2 separate regions of the Homo sapiens genome follow, and region 2 is linked to region 1. Evidence: read pairs that join two places in POLR2A ChIA-PET (ENCODE). Cell type or tissue: PC-3. All regions are shown on one strand. Each heading gives the region's core, and the rest is flanking DNA. Links, peaks and the distances in the headings are about the cores only.

The links. Peaks named below come from ENCODE experiments on the same cell type or tissue, not always from the same donor. Only the 100,000 strongest peaks of a DNase experiment are listed, where the experiment ranks them.
Region 2: POLR2A ChIA-PET joins it to region 1 with 5 read pairs; 1 of 35 experiments calls an interaction of 5 or more read pairs at or near these places.

The regions. Positions count from the first base shown.
Region 1 is chr4:73,720,275-73,724,675 of GRCh38, reverse strand. It overlaps INKILN (inflammatory MKL1 (MRTFA) interacting lncRNA), which reads left to right and starts at 3,606. Exons shown (of 3, transcript NR_185098.1): 1 at 3,606-3,692. In PC-3, for the core only: no CTCF peak of the experiment used is centred there; DNase peaks (open chromatin) are centred at 1,475, 2,535 and 2,955; H3K4me3 peaks cover 286 bases; H3K27ac peaks cover 4,000 bases.
Region 2 is chr4:73,607,056-73,611,456 of GRCh38, reverse strand. The region is part of intron 2 of RASSF6 (Ras association domain family member 6); the gene reads left to right. Among named protein-coding and RNA genes, the nearest start is that of RASSF6, 11 kb to the left of the region's middle. In PC-3, for the core only: no CTCF peak of the experiment used is centred there; a DNase peak (open chromatin) is centred at 2,076; H3K27ac peaks cover 2,342 bases.

The DNA.
Region 1 (4,401 bases), core at 128-4,127:
TCTTGTAATATTTATTCACCAAAATACACCAATGATAGAAAATATCATGAATTTACCTACAACATAATCACAGCAGTGCTTTCATTCATGTTTTTAAAAGGGATTCTGTGATTAATTTGCTTTTTGTAGTATTTCATTCATCCATCCATTGAATTAATGTTTATTGAATGCCCATTAAGTGCTAAGCATGGTGTTGGGCACAAATAAATTCTTGTTAAAAGGTGCTAACGCTGTCCAGTAACATTTTTAAATTAAAAACAATCTAGCTGAGTGTGATGGCACACACCTGTAATCCCAGCTACTTGAGAGGTTGAGCCAGGAAGATCACTTGAGTCCAGGAGTTCTGGGCTATAGTGCACTATGCCAATTGGGTGTCCACGCTAAGTTTGGCATCAATATGGTGACCTCCGGGGAGCAGGGGAACCACCAGTTTGCCCAAGAAAGGGTGAGCCAGCCTGTGCAAATTATCAACTCATTTCCACAACTAAAACGCTGAACACTCGGAGTCAGTGAGGCTCAGACTGGAGCAGGGCAGGATCAGGGAAGCCAGTCACCGGCACAGCTTTCACATGACAGCTTCTAAGAAGTCAGACTCACAAGACCTTCTCGTGAGTCTAAGCAGGTCAAAACTCTTTTGCTGGCCAATAGTGGGATCATGCCTTTTAGTAGCCACTGCACTCCAGCCTGAGCACTATAGTAAAACTCCATTTCAAAAAAAAATTATAATAATTTTTAGTATCTACTGAATTTGAAAATATTTGTGACATCAATATTACTTTAAACAAAAAAGTTACACTCATAAAGTTAAACATAAAAAAGCCTTGAAGTACAACATACTAGTTCTGCCCAGAAATTATACAAATTTCAATGTTTTCTTTGTTGCACAAACAAAAGCAATTAGAATACGTTAGACAAAACTCCAACTAGTTCAAAAGTGGGAAGGAAAATGAAGGGGAGTAGAGAATGCTTCAGTTTAGCTTTATTTATTTCCAGAGTGGTTAAAAACTAGTATCTCCTTGTTTATGTTGCTTAGAACAGAAAAAAAATAAGCCTTATTAGTGTTGTTAGTGTTATAGAATCCAAATACTATGAAACTTTAAAATAGCCTGAAAATAAAGACGTTTAGATAAATCTTTCTTAAATAATTATTATTGCGAAGATTTCTGAATCTTGGATAATCTTGCATATATCAAAATATTGGACTTCAAATGGGAAAGCCAGGCCCTTACAGGCACACTTGACAATGTTAAGGTCCCTGTAGGGTTATGATCACCATGAACCTCCTACAGAGACTTAATTTTTCCCCAATCCTTTTCTCTCTCTGCCAGTTATTGATTCAAATGGTGTTGGAATATCAGCAGGTTGTAATTGGTGTATGGAAAAGAAAGCATAGGCCACTCTATCCCTTGCTTCCTTCCAGACTGTGAATCATAGCTTCTAATGGAATTATGTAAGCAGTGGTGGGTGATGAATGACGACATTAACGCAGGAAAGGTTCTAGGTGCTAGGTTGCACACTTCCGTACACCTAAGCACCAGACTAAGTCACCCTGATTCTCAGGGTTACAAGGCATTATATCTGCTTATATAAGAAGCCACAGGATCAACGTGGCATCTCCCTGGAACATAAATTTCCATGGTTGTAAAGCAAATTAAAATACTGATTTGATGCTCCATTAAAATAAACAAGAAAAGAAATAGATGCTTTGAAAGGAATTTCACTCTTATATGGGCCGTCAGGCTTCTTCTGCATGCTCTCTCCTATACCATTGGAGGCACTTTGCTTGCAAGGGGGAGAAGTGCAGGTCTGTCATCTCCCACTGACTTCTGCTCATTTCCATGCCTCTGCTGTGCTTAGCAATTTATTGTAGTTACATGTGCATGTATTTTGTCTGCTACTAGATTGTACACTCTGCAAGGACAGAAACTGTGTCATTTCAGTCTTCTGCCTCCTTTATCGTGCCCAGCATATGGCTTAGTGCACTGAAAAGAGTCAGACTCATTCATTCCAGGATAGATGTTGTTTTAGGAATATTGAGGTGGAAAGCTGATTACAAGGAAAATTGTGGAGAATGGGTATAATGTATGTTATCTGGGTGATGGGTATCCTAAAAGCACTGACTTTGCCACTACATAATCTATGAATATAACAAAACTACATTTATACCCTGTAAATTTATACAAATTAAAAAATGTGGGGAAATCTGCTATCAAAGTTCCCAGACCACTTCAATTGGATGGTTCACTTGTAGGACCCGGAATCCTCATTTTCTCTTCTCCTTTCCCCTTTATCAAAATCTATCTCTTGAATTGTCTTTTACAAGATTATAGAAATGATTTTTAAAAACTCAAATTGTTATTTCTAATAGAAAAATGTGTGTTTCAACAGGGGACAACTCCTTAAACTAAAGAAAACTGCAGACATCAGTCAGTGGGTGGAAATTATTTTTGACAAGGGGCATTCCCAGATCTCCTAAAGACACGACATAGACAGTTAGATGTTCCAATGACTTATAAGGCCAGCCCTGGAGTGACCCTGTACTGGACCACATGAGTCAAACTGAACTCATTCTTTTATTGAAAAAAAAGTTATTTTCAAAGTTCAGGATGAGCTGTCATTATTCACTGTAGAATACAGTGAGATTTATCATACAGATTTATATCTATGACAAACAAAGCTCTATTCTCTGGAATATAAAAAGTGATTTGCTACTGATGACTTTCACTTTTTCATCTTTTAAATGAGAATCCTGGCCAGGTATAGCAGAGAATATTTAACACTGTATTTTCTATGTGCCAGGAACTATCCTCAGCGCTTGCCATGTATTAAGTCATTTAATCCTCTCAATAACCCTATGAGATCAGTACTATTATTATCCCAATTAGCTAATGAGTACATTGAGGCAGAGAGGATATGCAGCTTGTTCAAGGTCCCATAGGAGTATATGACAGAGCAGGATTCAAACTTTAATATCAAATTCCAGAGCCTGCCTTCTTAACCACACTCCATGAGCTCCAAGGCTTTTCCAGAACTGAGAATCTACAAGCTTTTCTCATTTATCCATGATACACATCTGCTATTGCGTCATTAGCCCATGAAGCATTGTAATAAGGAAATTGCACAATACACAACACTAGCATAATGAAGAAATTATAAAGATACTGATTATCCAAGATTCAGCAATCTTCTTAATAATAATTATTTGAGAAAAAATTATCTAAATCTCTTTGTTTTCAGACTATTTTAAAGTTCTATGGTATTTGGATTCTGTAATACTAAGACCACTAATAAATAATTGTTAATATTGAAAGTTTTTTCTCCCTTTTGCTGATCCTTTCTCTTTTTTCCGAATGAGTAAATTTATCACACTAATCCCATTGTACATAAGATATAGCAATTACTCAATTATTGATATGTTTTGGCTGTGTCCCCACCCAAACCTCATCTTGAATTGTAACTCCCATAATTCCCACGTGTCATGGGGGGAACCTGGTGGGAGGTGATTGAATTATGGGAGCGGGTATTTCCTGTGCTGTTCTCGTGATAGTGAATGAATCTCACAAGATCTGATGGTTTTAAAAGATGGGAGTTTGCCTGCACAAGCTCTCTCTTTGCCTGCCACCCTGTAAGATATGACTTGCTCCTCCTTGCCTTCCACCCTGTTTGTGAGGCTTCCCTGGTCACATGGAACTGTAAGTCCAATTAAAACTCTTTCTTTTGTAAATTGCCCAGTCTTGAGTATGTCTTTATCAGCAGCATGAAAATGAACTAATACAATCACTTATTGTCATACCTAGGATTTGAGAACTATAGGTGTGTTTAGAAGTCATCTCGTCCAAATCCTACATTATAAGATTCTAATCTCCATTTTTAACTTGTACAAATGTTGTGTATTTCAAACCTAAAATAGAACTACAATTTGAAGAGTTGTAAATATTTGTTCATGTTTTTATGGGCAAGAGATTTCTACTTACAAAGTGAACAAAGATTCTAAATGTCAAAAAGGACAACATTTTTAGTGGCACAAGAGCTAACCTATGTGTTAAGACCCCTTTAGAGGGCTCTTATCAAGGAAACTCATATAAAATTTGGAATTTTATCTATGGACTAACCTAATCATTTGATCTTCTATTTCCCTTTGACTGAAAGATGTAGACTACAGTTTTCATGGTAAACCATTTATAAAACTTGATTATTAAAATCATCTTGTTGCGTGCTTAGCAGACCAGATAAATCTCAGTTAATAGACTCTGTCCTGCAATATTAAAGGCTGATAATTAAGCATATTAATTTATTTTACATAATTTATCCTTGCTTTAAAGCACTTCCCAAGTGGTCTAAACTGAGCAGGACTTCAGAAAATTGGGTTCTGAGCACTGGCTCCATTGCTTGCTTGCTCTG
Region 2 (4,401 bases), core at 266-4,265, 110 kb after region 1:
GGTGAAAGATCTAAGGCTTCTCATAAATGATAGTTCTAAAGAATTAACCCCAGGGCCAAAAACATTATGTCCTGTCCTAACCTCTCCATCCCTTGCTCCTCATGACACTTTATTTTTACTGGTTCCCTCTTGACATTAGATTATGCAATATATGGCCAACATCCACAGCTTTTCTTGTACGCAGCAAACAGTATCTCATATTGCTTTGGGAACAATAGAGTAAGGGCTTAAAAGCTATAAGAGTAGAGATGAAAACTGAAACTGGCCAAGCTACAGCAGAGGCTGGGGGCTGAGAGGAGATGAAATCATGAAAAAATAAGTGGTACTGAAACATGACCCAAATCTTATGGGGGGTGGAAAAAGGAAAAAAGCCAAATAAATGACAGAGAGAAGGAGAAGTGAATGATGCAGGGTTGGGCAGTAGGAAAGTGAAGGAAACAAATATGATCAAATATGGAAATAAAGCCACAGCTGAAAGATAAGGATGAACTATAAGCAGTGGGAAAAAGACCTGATGCAAAGGATAAAGGATCCACTGACTTATTCCTCAAACACTTACTGATTACTCACTGTGAGCAGGTGTATTTTTGGACCCTGAGCATTCAGTAATGAACCAAACAAAACCCTTACTCTCATGGAGTTACATCATAAAGTCGGGATGCAGTCAATACATAAGATAAATGCTGAGGAAATGGAGTAAAGAGTGCTAGAGATAGAGAGCGGAAAGGGTTCTGATTGCATATAACCTAGTTCCTTCCTCAGTGAGCGGGAAGCACTGGAGGAAAAGCCTGCAGAAAGGGAGAAAGCAAGCCATGCAGCTTTCGCAGGTATTCCAGGCAAGGGGAATGGCAACTCCACAGCCCTAAGGCAGATGCATATTTGTAAGGGTCAGGGAGAACAGTGTGGGGAAATGGAAGTAGAAAGACAGCAGGAGAAGAAGCCAAATGGGCTCAGAACATGTAGGGTTTGATAGGCCATTATGAGGCTTGATCTTTCCCACTAAATAAGATGAGAAGCTGTGGAAGGATATTGAGCACATGAGTGGCAATATCAGTCTAGCTGCTGTGTTAAGAACAGAGTAGAGAGGGGACAAGAGTGGAAACAGAGAAGTTACCAAGGAGCTGACAGTCCAGGGTGGAGATGAAGGTTGCTTGAACCAAGGTGGCAGCAGTAGAGGTAGAAAACAATGGTCAGATTCTGGATATAGTTTGAAGACCAACACAATAGGATTTCCAGAAGGGTTAGACATGGGTGTGAGAGAAAGAGAATAACCAAGGATAATTCTAAAAATTTTGATCTAGAAAAATGGAGTTAACATTTTCTGAAATCATGAGGAGAAGCAGGAGCTACAGGAGGAGCAGGTTTGCAGTTGAGGATCCGGAATTCAGTTCTGGACACATTACATTTGAGATTGAATAAGAAGCATTTCTTAAAAATGAGGTCCATGGACCACCTGCTTCTGACTCAGATGCCTGTTCACAGTATAGACCCTTGGCTTCACCCCAGAACTAATCATGTGATTCTGATGCATACTGAAGTACTGAGAACAAATTCTCACCATAGGAAAGGATTAAAGTTCTGAGAACTTCTGACCTCCTAACATAAACAAAATTCCTGGAGCTAGGGGAAATCTCTGCCAGGCTGTCACCAGAAATTATAACAATGCCACTGACCAACTATGATATCCAGCATACCACAAATCTGGCAAACACCCCTACTCATTTATTCACTTGGCAAGTAGTTTTTTAGCTCCCTCTCTTTACTAGGCATTGTTGTGGTAAACAAGACAAAAATTAGCAATTTATTGAGGTATTTTTATTTTCCTGCACAGAACTACATGAAAAGAATGGAAATTAATAGTTAAGCAGAATCTTCATAATCAAAATTTTGGTTTCAGCAAATTTCATGAGGATTGCATATGATCAGTAAAATAAGAGGTCCTGATATTAATAATAGCATAGTAGGAAACATAACGTTTATATCCCACTACTGGATGAGAATTCTCTGAGTTTAGAAACTTCCCTGTTCAAAGGGTATTGGCACAGGTTAGCTTTGTACTGAAATGACTAAGCTTCCAGTTGCTGTTTTATTGCCTGGAGTCATCATTGCACACTGCTTCACACAGTGAGCTGGGTGGAAAAAAATAAAAATAAATGTTTTTTATGGTTACTTTCAAAGTATTTTCACTTTAGGTCATAGGCTGAAATCTGGGCACTTTAGAGGTGAATAAATGCTAACCATGTATTTAAAAAAAAATTAATGGAGAAGTTTAAATCCAGTTTTAGAATACCAACCAGATTTCACTCTCAGAACCTATCAGACTTTTTCTGCTACTTAGTAACCTAATAAAAACTTTGCAGTCTATGCCTCTTCTAAGGGCAGCTCAAAAGGCACGTGTACAATCCTGTCCTTAGTAAGTTTAATTAACATGATGTAATAAATTTTAGCAGAAAGTGCATTATTCCAAACAGTTTCTTTTTCCAAGCATGTTGGCCAGCAACCTTTGTTGAAACAAAGGAACCAGCCACCTGCACTTCTAAGCACAAATTAAGCACAAAGAGCCAGTGTTCCAGAGGCTGCCTTCTACCTGGCCAGTACAGCCAGAAGGCAATGTTTGCCCAGGTTTCATATACAGGGTCTTCTCCTGATCAAAGGAATAGGAGCAAACACTGCATGCCCCTGTGAGTCCTGAAGGTAAGTTTCTAAGAGGAGGGCATCATTCTCCTGAAGAACGCTGAATACCTGTCTTTAATTAAAGTATAAGAGAGCCTGTTCTGACTTATTTGTATAAAAAGTTAGAATTTCAAAATAAGCCAGAGACAGAGGATTTTAATCGCATATTTAGGAGCATCTACTTTAAAAATTAGAATTTTTGTCCACATGGGGATTGTTTTTAAAAATTCACATTATCCATGTTTGATGACCCAGTGAAATGAAAAGAAATTATTATGAGAAACTGGGTATCACATCTGTTATTTTGTCACAAAAGGGTCAATAACGTCATCATGAGATATGTGAAAGAAGGACATTTATTAGGTTTTTTTATATCTGATATTTTTCAATAAGCATATATTGTCAACAGTCATTGAGCATATCAATATGACTTAATAATCTGTTATTCCTAGTAAAATTTATCTACTTTGCAGTTACCTGTTTTATCAATTAAGGAGGTTTAAAAACGATGAGATCATTTGTCTGCCCAAGATAATCTAAAAATGTTCTCAGAGAAAATCCAATGATTTTCTATGAGACTCCAGAAGTTCAGACTCCAGAAATATATCACATGTATGGAATTTATTTCAATTTCTGGATGCGTGAATTTTCTATGCTGTATTCCCTACACAAATAACTTTTGAGAGCATACCATAAGCAAGGAGGAGGAGGAAGAGGGGAGAGGAAGGGGGAGAGGAGAGGGGAGGGGAGGGGAGGGGATGGAGGAGAGGAGAGGAGAGGAGAGAAGGGGAGAGGAAGAAGAGTAGAGAGGAGGGGAGGGGAGGGGATGGAGGAGAGGAGAGGAGAGGAGAGAAGGGGAGAGGAAGAAGAGTAGAGAGGAGGGGAGGGGAGGGGTTGGAGGAGAGGAGAGCAGAGGAAGAAGAGTAGAGAGGAGGGGTAGGGAGGGGAGAGGAGAGGAGAGGAGAGGAGGTAGCTGTCCTACTCTTGTGGAGCTTGCAATCTGAAGCTGTAGCTCAAACCTGAGCCTTTAGCAGAACCACCTGGAGGGTTCTTTAAAAGAAAGATTGCTAGGCTCCATCCCCAGAGTTTCTGATTCAGGAGTTCTAGGGTGTTTTGAATATTTGCATGTCTAAGTTCCCAGGTGGTACAGATGCTGCTGGTCTGGGGATCACACTTTGAGATCCACATAGATCTAAAGGCCTGAAACAAACTGACATGTATTCTGAGGGAAGGAACCCAGTTCTATGAAAGAACAAAGCCCTAGTTTAAACAAGAGTTCCAAGAAGGCTTCCCTAGAAACAATGTTTGTACAGAGATCTGACTAAGAAGGAGCTATCAAAGTTCAGGACAGTGGGTGGAAGAGTGTTTCTGACACAGGAAATCTGCCAGAAATCCTTACAGCCATGGAGCAAAGAGTTCCAACAAGTGAAAGGTGCCCAGGGTGCTGGGGTGCAGGACACAGGGAAAATGTCTCTTGAAAGGAGGCTGAAGAGGAAGGCAGGAGAGAGACCAAACAGGACTTAACCTGCCATAACGGTGTGGGGGTTTTATCCCAAGAGCAATGGAAAGACATTTAAGACATTTAAAGATGTTAACAAAGCAGATGATATGATTAGATACATTCTACATACTCTGGATTTAGTGTGGAGAATGTCTGGAGGATCCTCTGAATAGCAGCAAGGAGTTTGCTTATTATTTTTTTGTTGAATGTAAAGATAACCAGTGGTG